Regions from separate parts of the Homo sapiens genome. Here region 1 is linked to region 2. The links are chromatin contacts, found by Hi-C in ENCODE. All regions are on one chromosome and are shown on one strand. Each heading gives the region's core, a stretch centred on a gene start or an enhancer-like site at or near the end of the contact. The rest is flanking DNA. Distances are from core to core; before and after follow the strand shown.

Evidence for each region. Hi-C counts contacts between places; a loop is a spot of excess contacts on that map. Pooled maps may share reads with other maps.
Region 1: a loop to region 2 is called in a map with no recorded cell type, with 2.2 times the contacts of the local background. The contact joins the enhancer-like site here to the promoter of TREML2 in region 2. A Hi-C loop is called at or near these places in 2 of 37 single-sample maps with no recorded cell type and 5 of 50 pooled maps.

Annotation. Positions count from the first base shown.
Region 1 is chr6:41,699,239-41,703,453 of GRCh38, reverse strand. All of the region lies in intron 1 of TFEB (transcription factor EB), which reads left to right. Among named protein-coding and RNA genes, the nearest start is that of MIR10398, 32 kb to the left of the region's middle. Within about 2 kb of position 2,552, at least 5 of the 41 ENCODE cell types and tissues checked have a DNase peak (open chromatin) inside an H3K27ac peak, as active enhancers do.
Region 2 is chr6:41,199,899-41,204,264 of GRCh38, reverse strand. TREML2 (triggering receptor expressed on myeloid cells like 2) reads left to right here and starts at 3,116. Exons shown (of 5, transcript NM_024807.4): 1 at 3,116-3,311. The coding sequence starts at 3,257. RefSeq lists an enhancer at 2,828-2,897.

The sequences.
Region 1 (4,215 bases), core at 1,303-3,802, 500 kb before region 2:
CCCCAGGAGCAGGGGCAGGAGCCAGGCACTGGCGGGGTTGGAGTGCTCTGAGGACTTTGGGCCTGGGGCAGGGAGGGCTGAGGCGGGGGTGGCTTAGGCACTGGGACCCTGAGAGCCATTATTAGAACTCAGGACAGATGCAGGGGGTCCTGGGCCTGCGGCTGGGTTTGGGACCAGGAGCCAGAAGCTGCTCTGCATGCCCGCTGTGTGCCCAGCTGTGGTCGTTGTGCCTGCCTCTTCTCACACTTGGAGTCAACGAGCCTTCCCTGCCCTAAGCAGCTGGCAGCTAGCAGAAGATGCTGGAGTGTGGATTCTTTTCTCCTGAGGAGATGGAAAAGCAAAGGCTGGATCCTAAGGCTGCCATGGCTCTGGAGAGGGAGCTCCCCAATGCTGGGGCAGCCAGCACATGGGACAGTGAAACCGGTGCCTGGCCCTTCCCCTCCCAGCCTGCAGGCCGATTCCACCGGACCAGCCCTCCACACATCCATGCTGCCAGAACCATCAGCACACCAGGCAGGCGGCAGGGAGCCTATGAGAGGTCCCACACAGCCTCTGCATGTTATTTGTGAGGGTCTTGAGTCCCGGAGAGGGGGACAGGACTTGCCCAAGGTCACGCAGCTGGGTGGTGCATACCGATGCAGGTCTTCCAGTCCCACTCTGGCCTTAGGTAGGCTTTTGTGCTGGGCCTGTGGAGGCTGAGAGAGTCCTTGCAAAACAGACTCATCTCAGAGAGTCAGAGCTTGTGGGCCCCAAGTCCACAATGGCATGAACTGACCAATCAGATAGAGTCTTAGGCCTCACCTTCCCTGGGGAGGGACCTCATTGACCACATAGGCTGACGTAGCATCCATGAAAACTTTAGCTGATCTTTCCTGCAGGGGACATGAGCAGGTTCGCTGGGGTGGGCCAGAGGGTACTTGGGGCAAGTGGAGTTTCAGTCTCTAAACCCCTCTATCGCCCTCAGGCCCCTTTCCTGTCCTAGGAGCCATCTATGGCTGAGTCCCACTCCTCCCCCAACCCTTACCACCCTCACCTCACTATGGTCTGGTGCCAGATCTCTGATCCCTGGAATCACATTTCTGTCTGACCAACTCATATAGCCTCCCCTTCCGCCCCCTCCGACCCAGGCTCTCAGGCGGGCTAACCGTCTCAGCGAGATTCAGATTTGTCACCCTCTGAGCCTCCTGGGCATGGATGTCTTGGCTATTTAGCAAAAAGCATCTGTGGGTGGGGTCTGGGAGGGCTGAGGAGCATGCAGGCCTCTCTGGGGAACCTCTGTAGGATTCGCTGAGGGTGACATGGGATGAGGGGGGCGCAGGACTGGGAGTGCAGGGGACAACAAGCCATCTACATGGGGAGACCTTTCCTATGGGCCCCAGGTTACCTCTCCTGGGCTGGAGCTGCTGGTGGTCACATACCTGAGAGACCTGGGCTTGAACCCCCACTTCACTGTGCTCTTGCAGTGTGACTTCTGACAAGCTGCTTAATCTTTCTTTTTTTTTTTTTTTTGAGACGGAGCCTTGCTCTGTCGCCCAGGCTGGAGTGCAGTGGTGCGATCTCAGCTCATTACAACCTCTGCCTCCTGAGTTCAAGCCATTCTCCTGCCTCAGCCTCCCAAGTAGCTGGGACTACAGGCATGTGCCACCGCGCCTGGCTAATTTTTGTATTTTTAGTAGAGACAGGGTTTCACCATGTTGGCCAGGCTGGTCTCGAACTCCTGACCTCAAGTGATCCACCTGCCTCAGCCTCCCAAAGTGCTGGGATTACAGGCATGAGCCACTGCGCCTGGCCTACTTAACCTTTCTGAGTCTCGGTTTCCTATCCTGCTGTGTTGCTGTTTATCCCATCAAGTGTTTGTGTGGATGAATGTGATTGAACAGAGGCCCCTTGCGCAGTGCAATGTGGGAGGGACTCGGAGCGTTTGCCAAGTGGGTGATAACTGAGTGTGTGGGGGTCACTGGACCAGCAGCCCTTGAGGGCCGTGCATCTCTTTCTGGAAAGTCTGATGGGTGGGATGGTGTGGAGGTTCTGAAGAAGAAAAGTGATTTCTCTGAAACTTCCTTGTAGCTGAGGAGACTGGTAGGTGGCAAGGAAACAACTAGAGAACAAAGCATGGCAGACACAGGCAGGAGGCTGGAGTAGATGGAGTGCCCAGGAGGCGGGTGCAGGGGCACAAGGGGTGGGGGTTCAGTCCCACCACTCCCCAACCCAGGAGAAAGGTGGCTGCCTGCTAAGGGGATCCTTAGACTGCAAGCGGCAGCTGAGGGATGCGGCTACACGTGTGTGCACATGGACATGTGTGCATGTGTGCGTGCATGTGTGTGAGAGAGAAGAGAGAAAGAGAAGCAGACACGGAGAGACAGAGCGTCCACATGGGTGGCTGGGCCGGTCCGTGCATATCACAGGGGTGGAATCCTTTTCTAGTTTCTCCTTTCATGTTCCTATTAGCTACATGTCCCTCGTCCCTGTCCTGCCATGCCCAGTGGCAGTCGTCTTTGCCAGGGCCCAGCTGGTCCCAGTGGGACAGGACAGGGCGACTCCCTGGTCTGCAATGGCCTTTGAAGCTGCTCCCCCTGTTGTCCCGGGCCAACAGTCTGACCAGCCAGGAGGCGCCAGTTCCCACCCTTTCCTGTGGGATGTGAGCTGAAACTTGGGGCTGATGGGCCTGAGCTGTGGGAACAGGAGGCCATTAAGTGGGCCAGGAGCTTGTGTGACCGCCCTTCCTCTCTCCTCTCCTTCCTTTCCCTCCTCCCCACCTCCTGCTGGTGCTCAGAGATTTAAAAACAAGCCCCTGACTGCCCCCTGCCCCCAGCCCTGCAGTCTCCCGCAGCGCATTCCTGCAGGGGGTCTGGGAGAGGCGGTGCAGAACGCATCCTGGGGTCTTGCTCTGCTGCCACTGAAGCGCATTGTGCAGATCTCCCTTTTGGAGCCTCTGCTTCCTCATGTAATTCATTCTTTGTTTCTTGATCTTTTTTTTTTTTTTTTTTTGAGACGGAGTCTCGCTCTGTCGCCCAGGCTGGAGTGCAGTGGCGAGATCTCGGCTCACTGCAAGCTCCGCCTCCCGGGTTCACGCCATTCTCCTGCCTCAGCCTCTTGAGTAGCTGGGACTACAGGCGCCCGCCACCATGCCCGGCTAATTTTTTGTATTTTTAGTAGAGACGGGGTTTCACCGTGTTAGCCAGGATGGTCTCCATCTCTTGACCTTGTGATCCGCCCGCCTCAGCCTCCCAAAGTGCTGGGATTACAGGCGTGAGCCACCGCGCCCAGCCTCTTTTGTTTCTTGATCTTTATTCATCACAAATAGGGGTTGGTCAGTCCTCAGTAAGTGTCCCCACTTGGCAGAGCGGTTCCATTTCATGAAATATACTGAAGACCACATCCTGCATGACAGCCTTTGTGTGCTGTTGGAGACCATAGCACTCAGCCATGGTGATGCAGGACAGGGTCCCGGAGGGAACCTGCCAGGGTGATGGTGACATTCTCCATCTTGATCTAAACAGTGATTATACAAGGCCACACACCTGTAAAAATTCATTGAGCTGTACACTACAAATCTATGCATTTTGCTAGGATAAGTTACACTTCACTAAAAGGGAAAAAGACCAAAACATGGCATTAAAACTGTTAAAAGCATGTGCGTGTCCCATTGACCTCATTTCTGCTTCTGATATCAAGGACCTTTCAATCAAACAGTGCACACTTACCAGGTGTCCTGGGTTTGCTATGTTTCTGTATCGGAAGTTGCCAGCTAATATAATAAAAGGCTATATTATGAAGTATCTCCAGTGTGCCAGGAACTGTGGTAAACACTCCGACTACTTATCCCTTAGAACCCAAAGGAGTGGACATTGTTATTGCTCACCTGCCTCTCTCATCTCCTGCAGTGAATGACATGATATACAAGCTCTGGAAAAGAAAATCTTAAAAGACCCAAGGCTTTTGGAGAGGAAACAGAGGGCTCCTGGTAATAGGAAAAGCTGGCCTGAGGCCTTCCTGCCCCTATCTAGTAAGGAGAGACTGAAGCTGGGGTTACCACTAGGCTGCTCTGCCCCAGTCTGGGCTTTCAGATGGTGTGTATGTGTGTATGTGTGAATGAATGGGTGAATGGATGGGACACTTTCCCCAAAGGAACTTATGCAGGGATGCCCCCAGTGGGCCTGGACGGAGCAACACTGAACAGTGACCAGAATGGTGACACCTCCCCTCTGCCCACAA
Region 2 (4,366 bases), core at 1,867-4,366:
CTAAATGCAATCACATGTATCCTTATGTAAGAGAGTCAGAGTGGGATTTGAACACAAAGAGGAGAAAGTGATGGGAAGATGGAGCAGAGGGAGACTGAAGATGCTGGCCTTGAAGATTGGAGTAAAACAGCCCCAAACCAAAGAATGCTGGCAGCTACCTGAAGCTGGAAAGGCAAGGAACAAATTTTTCCCTAGTGTCTCTGGAGAGACTGCAGCCCTGTCGACATCTTCATCTCAATACAGTGTGAACTGACTTCAGACTTCTGCCTTCAGAATGGCGAGACAATAACTTAATACTGTTTTAAGCCACCAAGTCTGCAGTAAACGGATCCAGGGAGTGCCTGCTAACGGGCATGGGGTTTCTTTGGGTGGGGAAATCCTGCAAAATTGGTGTTAGTTGTACAACTCAGTGAATATATTGAAAACCACTGAATTGTATGCTTTAGATGGGTCAGTTTTATATTATGTGAATTATAGCTCACAGAATTGTTGAAAAAAGTCATTGTGACCTTGGGTTAAGCAAAGATTTATTAGATATGACATAAAAATTGATTCATAAAAATTATATATTGGACTTCACCAGAATAAATCAACATAAAGTGCTTCACTTTTCCATTCTGGAAAGAGAGAAATGACAGGAAAAAACCCCACCAGATCAGTGTTTGTCTGGGACTGAAGGGATGACTAACAAGGAGCAGAGGAAAGCTTTTCGGGATGATGGCACTCTTCTCTGTCTCCATTACGGCATTGGATACAAGTCTCTAGAACTCCCAGAACTCGTCACTGAAAAGGGTGAATAGTACTGTATGTAAATTAGGCCTTAATTTTTAAATGGGAAAAATAAATATAAAGACAAAATACACTGCTGTATTAAATCAAATGATAGATGTAAAAGTCTAATGTATACGTATTTTTAATGATTTTGACCAATGCTTCCAAATTTCTCTTAAGAAAGATTGAATCCAGTGCATACTTCCTCGATCAGCGAATGAATGTTTGATTCTTTCTACCCTCATCAGCACAGTGATCCCAAGGGTCACACTTTAGACGATGATTGGCTCAGTGCTGGGCGCACTGTATCAGTTTCATAGAATCATGGATTCCAAGCGCATAAAGTCCCCACAAGAGATAAATCCCCCACTCCTGAAGCAACTTACTGTTCTGATGGGGGAAGGGATGGAGGAACTTACTGTGTGTGCTGGGGAGGGGAGATGGCCCCTGAACTCAGGGAGCTCAGGAAGTTCTGAGGACTGGGTGAGAAACATTGAAAAAGGAAGGGTGAATAAGGAAAACAAAACACGTCTGTGAGCTGAGAGGTCTCAAGTGACAATCGTGTCTCATTCCTACGCCCCCAGTGCCTACCTAGCCCCATGCATAGCAATGAGGTTGTGGGAATGAACAAATGAATGAATGAATTAATGAGTGAGTGAATGAGTTGAGAGACTACAAAAGCTTAGGGTCAGCCGAGATAGACTTCTTTGCTTGGAGCTTGGGGCTTCAAGGTCAATTTAAGATTGTGGCCATGCAAGCTTGAGGACTTTTTGCTCTGAGTCCTGTTAAAATTAATGAAAATGGAGACCAGGCCTGAAGAGTCCCTGAGCAAAAATTAAAAAAACAGTTAGGCCTCATAAGTGACCTCAACTTTGCTTGATTTGCAAATATCAGTGAAACTTAACACGAGCTATTTCTTGTAAATGTGTATATTAAGGAAAAATAGAACTTAAGCTCAACCAATCAAAAGAAACTTATATAATTAACTAGGGTCTTTCCAACAGGATAGGCCAAATAAGGGAACTATATAACTATAACTAATTAAATATTTTCTTCAGTTTACTTGTCCTGTAGGAGTCTTCCCCTTGCATTCCCCCAGTGGAGCTCCTCAACCTCTTCTGTTTGGAGCTGCCTGATTCATGAATTGTTGTTTGCTGAAATAATCTGTTTAAAATTTTATTGTGCCTCAGTTTACCTTTTGACAGTCCCATCTAAGGAGTAGAAACATGGCACTAGTGAGTAGGGGGAGCATACATAATCACGGGAGTCCAGCTGGGTCCCCACACACTGAAGGAGCAGATGACACAGGTACCGGACATCAAAAATTGATGCTTCTGATTCTAGGCCTTGGGGTAAGTGAAGGGTGTGGTCTTGGGCCTAGTGCTGGGTCATTTCCACTGGAGCTGGTGGCTGTACAGGCGAGATAGCATTGAGCAGGAGGAAGTGGAGGGCACTTGCCTGCGTGCTGACGTAGGCTGGAGGCAGGGGAGGAAGGGGGTCTTGAGATGAGGTGGGTGAGGGGAAGTACTGCGGAGGCTGTAGGAAGCCTGCACGAGGGACTAGGAGTCTAGAGGGAGCTGATGGTGAGTAGAGTCGACAGGAGGAGAGGCAGGGAGAGGGACAGAGAGAGGAGACGTATGGATAGGGAAAAGGAGAGGCTGCTGGGGTGTGTGTGAGACTGTGTGCATGGGCGTGTGTGTGTGTGTGTGAAAGTGAATAAAAGACAAAGTGAGACTGTGAGTGTGAGTGCATGTGCATGCACACCTGTGTGTGAGAGTACAGGAACCCCTCCCTCAACCCAAAATTTATGCCCTGAGTCTTAACAATTTGCATTTTTCCCGCTTGACAAAAGTAAGATTTCAAGTGAGCCTGTAAGAGGTTATTTGCAACAGTGAACACAAGTGACTGTTCTGAGCAGCCAGGAGCCTGGGAGAGAGAGAGAGGAAGGAACAGAAAGAATCTGCAATGAATGAATGAATGAGAGTTTATAAGAACTTCCCTGTGAATGTATATATGTAAGAAACTAGGGTCTGAGATGCTCCATCTCAGCCTAAGAGCCCGCACCCCTGGGTCTCTGAGCCCAGAAGATTCCAGGAAGGTCTATACCTGACGTTCCAGAAGCCTCACCCCAGCCCCCTTGCTGGATCCTAGGGACCAGTTTCTGGGGGAGGTTGGGGAGGGCGGGGAGCCCTCTGACTGTGAGTCCTCCCGGCTTGGGGCCCCAGACTGGGTGGAGCAGCCACACCTGCCTGAAGTTCCGAGGAAAAGGGCGGAAACAGCTGCCAGCACCGCCCTCATAATAGGCTCAATGAATCCCTGCGGTTGGCTGGGGGCAGTGGGTCCCACACTGCCTCACTTCCCTAAATGGGCAGCTTCACTTTTAGAACCCCGGGTCCTTCCCTGGCAGGCCCAGGTGGCACATCCTGTGTCGGGTGGGCCCTCACCTTGGATCTCCAGGCCTGACACTGCCCAGCTGGATGGAACCATGGCCCCAGCCTTCCTGCTGCTGCTGCTGCTGTGGCCACAGGGTTGCGTCTCAGGTGAGGGGAGAAGGGGCTGACTTGTGGAGGAGGGAGTGGGTACAGAGGCAGGAGCTCAGGGCCTTTTTCTTACCCTCCTTACCAGCAGTTTTCTTGTTTAGTGTTTTGTGGGTTGGGGAAGGAGGAGATTAGGGCTGACTTAGCTCTTTACCCTAATATCAGGCCCCAGGCGAAGCTAACCCAGGCCTCCCAAGCCAAGATAAAGCTCTGGACCCTCTCTGCATTGGCTCCTTTATCTGCTAGGCTTCCTCAGGCTTTAAAGCAGAGCCCTCAATTTCCTCACACAAATAGCTTTCTCTGCTTGGCCTCTGTCAGGAAGCCCTGCTTAGTTATGACAGCAATCATTGCATCATGTGTGTTTTGAACTGAATTTGAACATTTTTCTTGAAATGCTGATGCCACATCCTGTCCCTGCCTCTGTCCTGAAGGGACCAGTGTGTGAATGCCTTTCCCACCTCACAGATACCAATGCTCCTTGAGGAACCTCACCCATTCCTGCCCCTCTCGCTGCCATGGCAACCAAGTTACCACTTCCTGTTCAGTTCTGGGCATGGTGGGGGTTGGCAAAACTCACCACTGCCTGTGAGAGGGGTGGGAGGTGTAGGCACACATGAAGACATTGCCCTGGAGACCCATCCCAAGGTCACCCAACTCTGCACCTCCCAGAGGGTAGAGAAACAGCTTCCCACTGCCAGGGCAGAAAGGGGTCTCTCTTGTGCTAAGAAATCCTGGGCTCATCCACCAAATAATGAAGTTGGATCATTCTGTTTAGTTTGCAAGGGACAGAGGGATGCTTAGAGAGGGTGCTGCTTCACACAGAGCCTCAGCTCTAGTGGCTGCTGGCTGGGACTTGGGACGGATATCCTGGATTCTGGTGGGACAGATGTCCTGGATTCTGGGCCCTTGACTGTCACAGCTCTGGGTTCCATTGGGGGAACTGGGAGGCCCCAGCATGTGGGAAAAGGAAGCATGAGTTGAGCATGCACTGTGTGCAAAGCACTGACCTGGGGCAGAATTCTCACAGCAACCTGTGAGGGGTGTGGTGCTATTCTCAC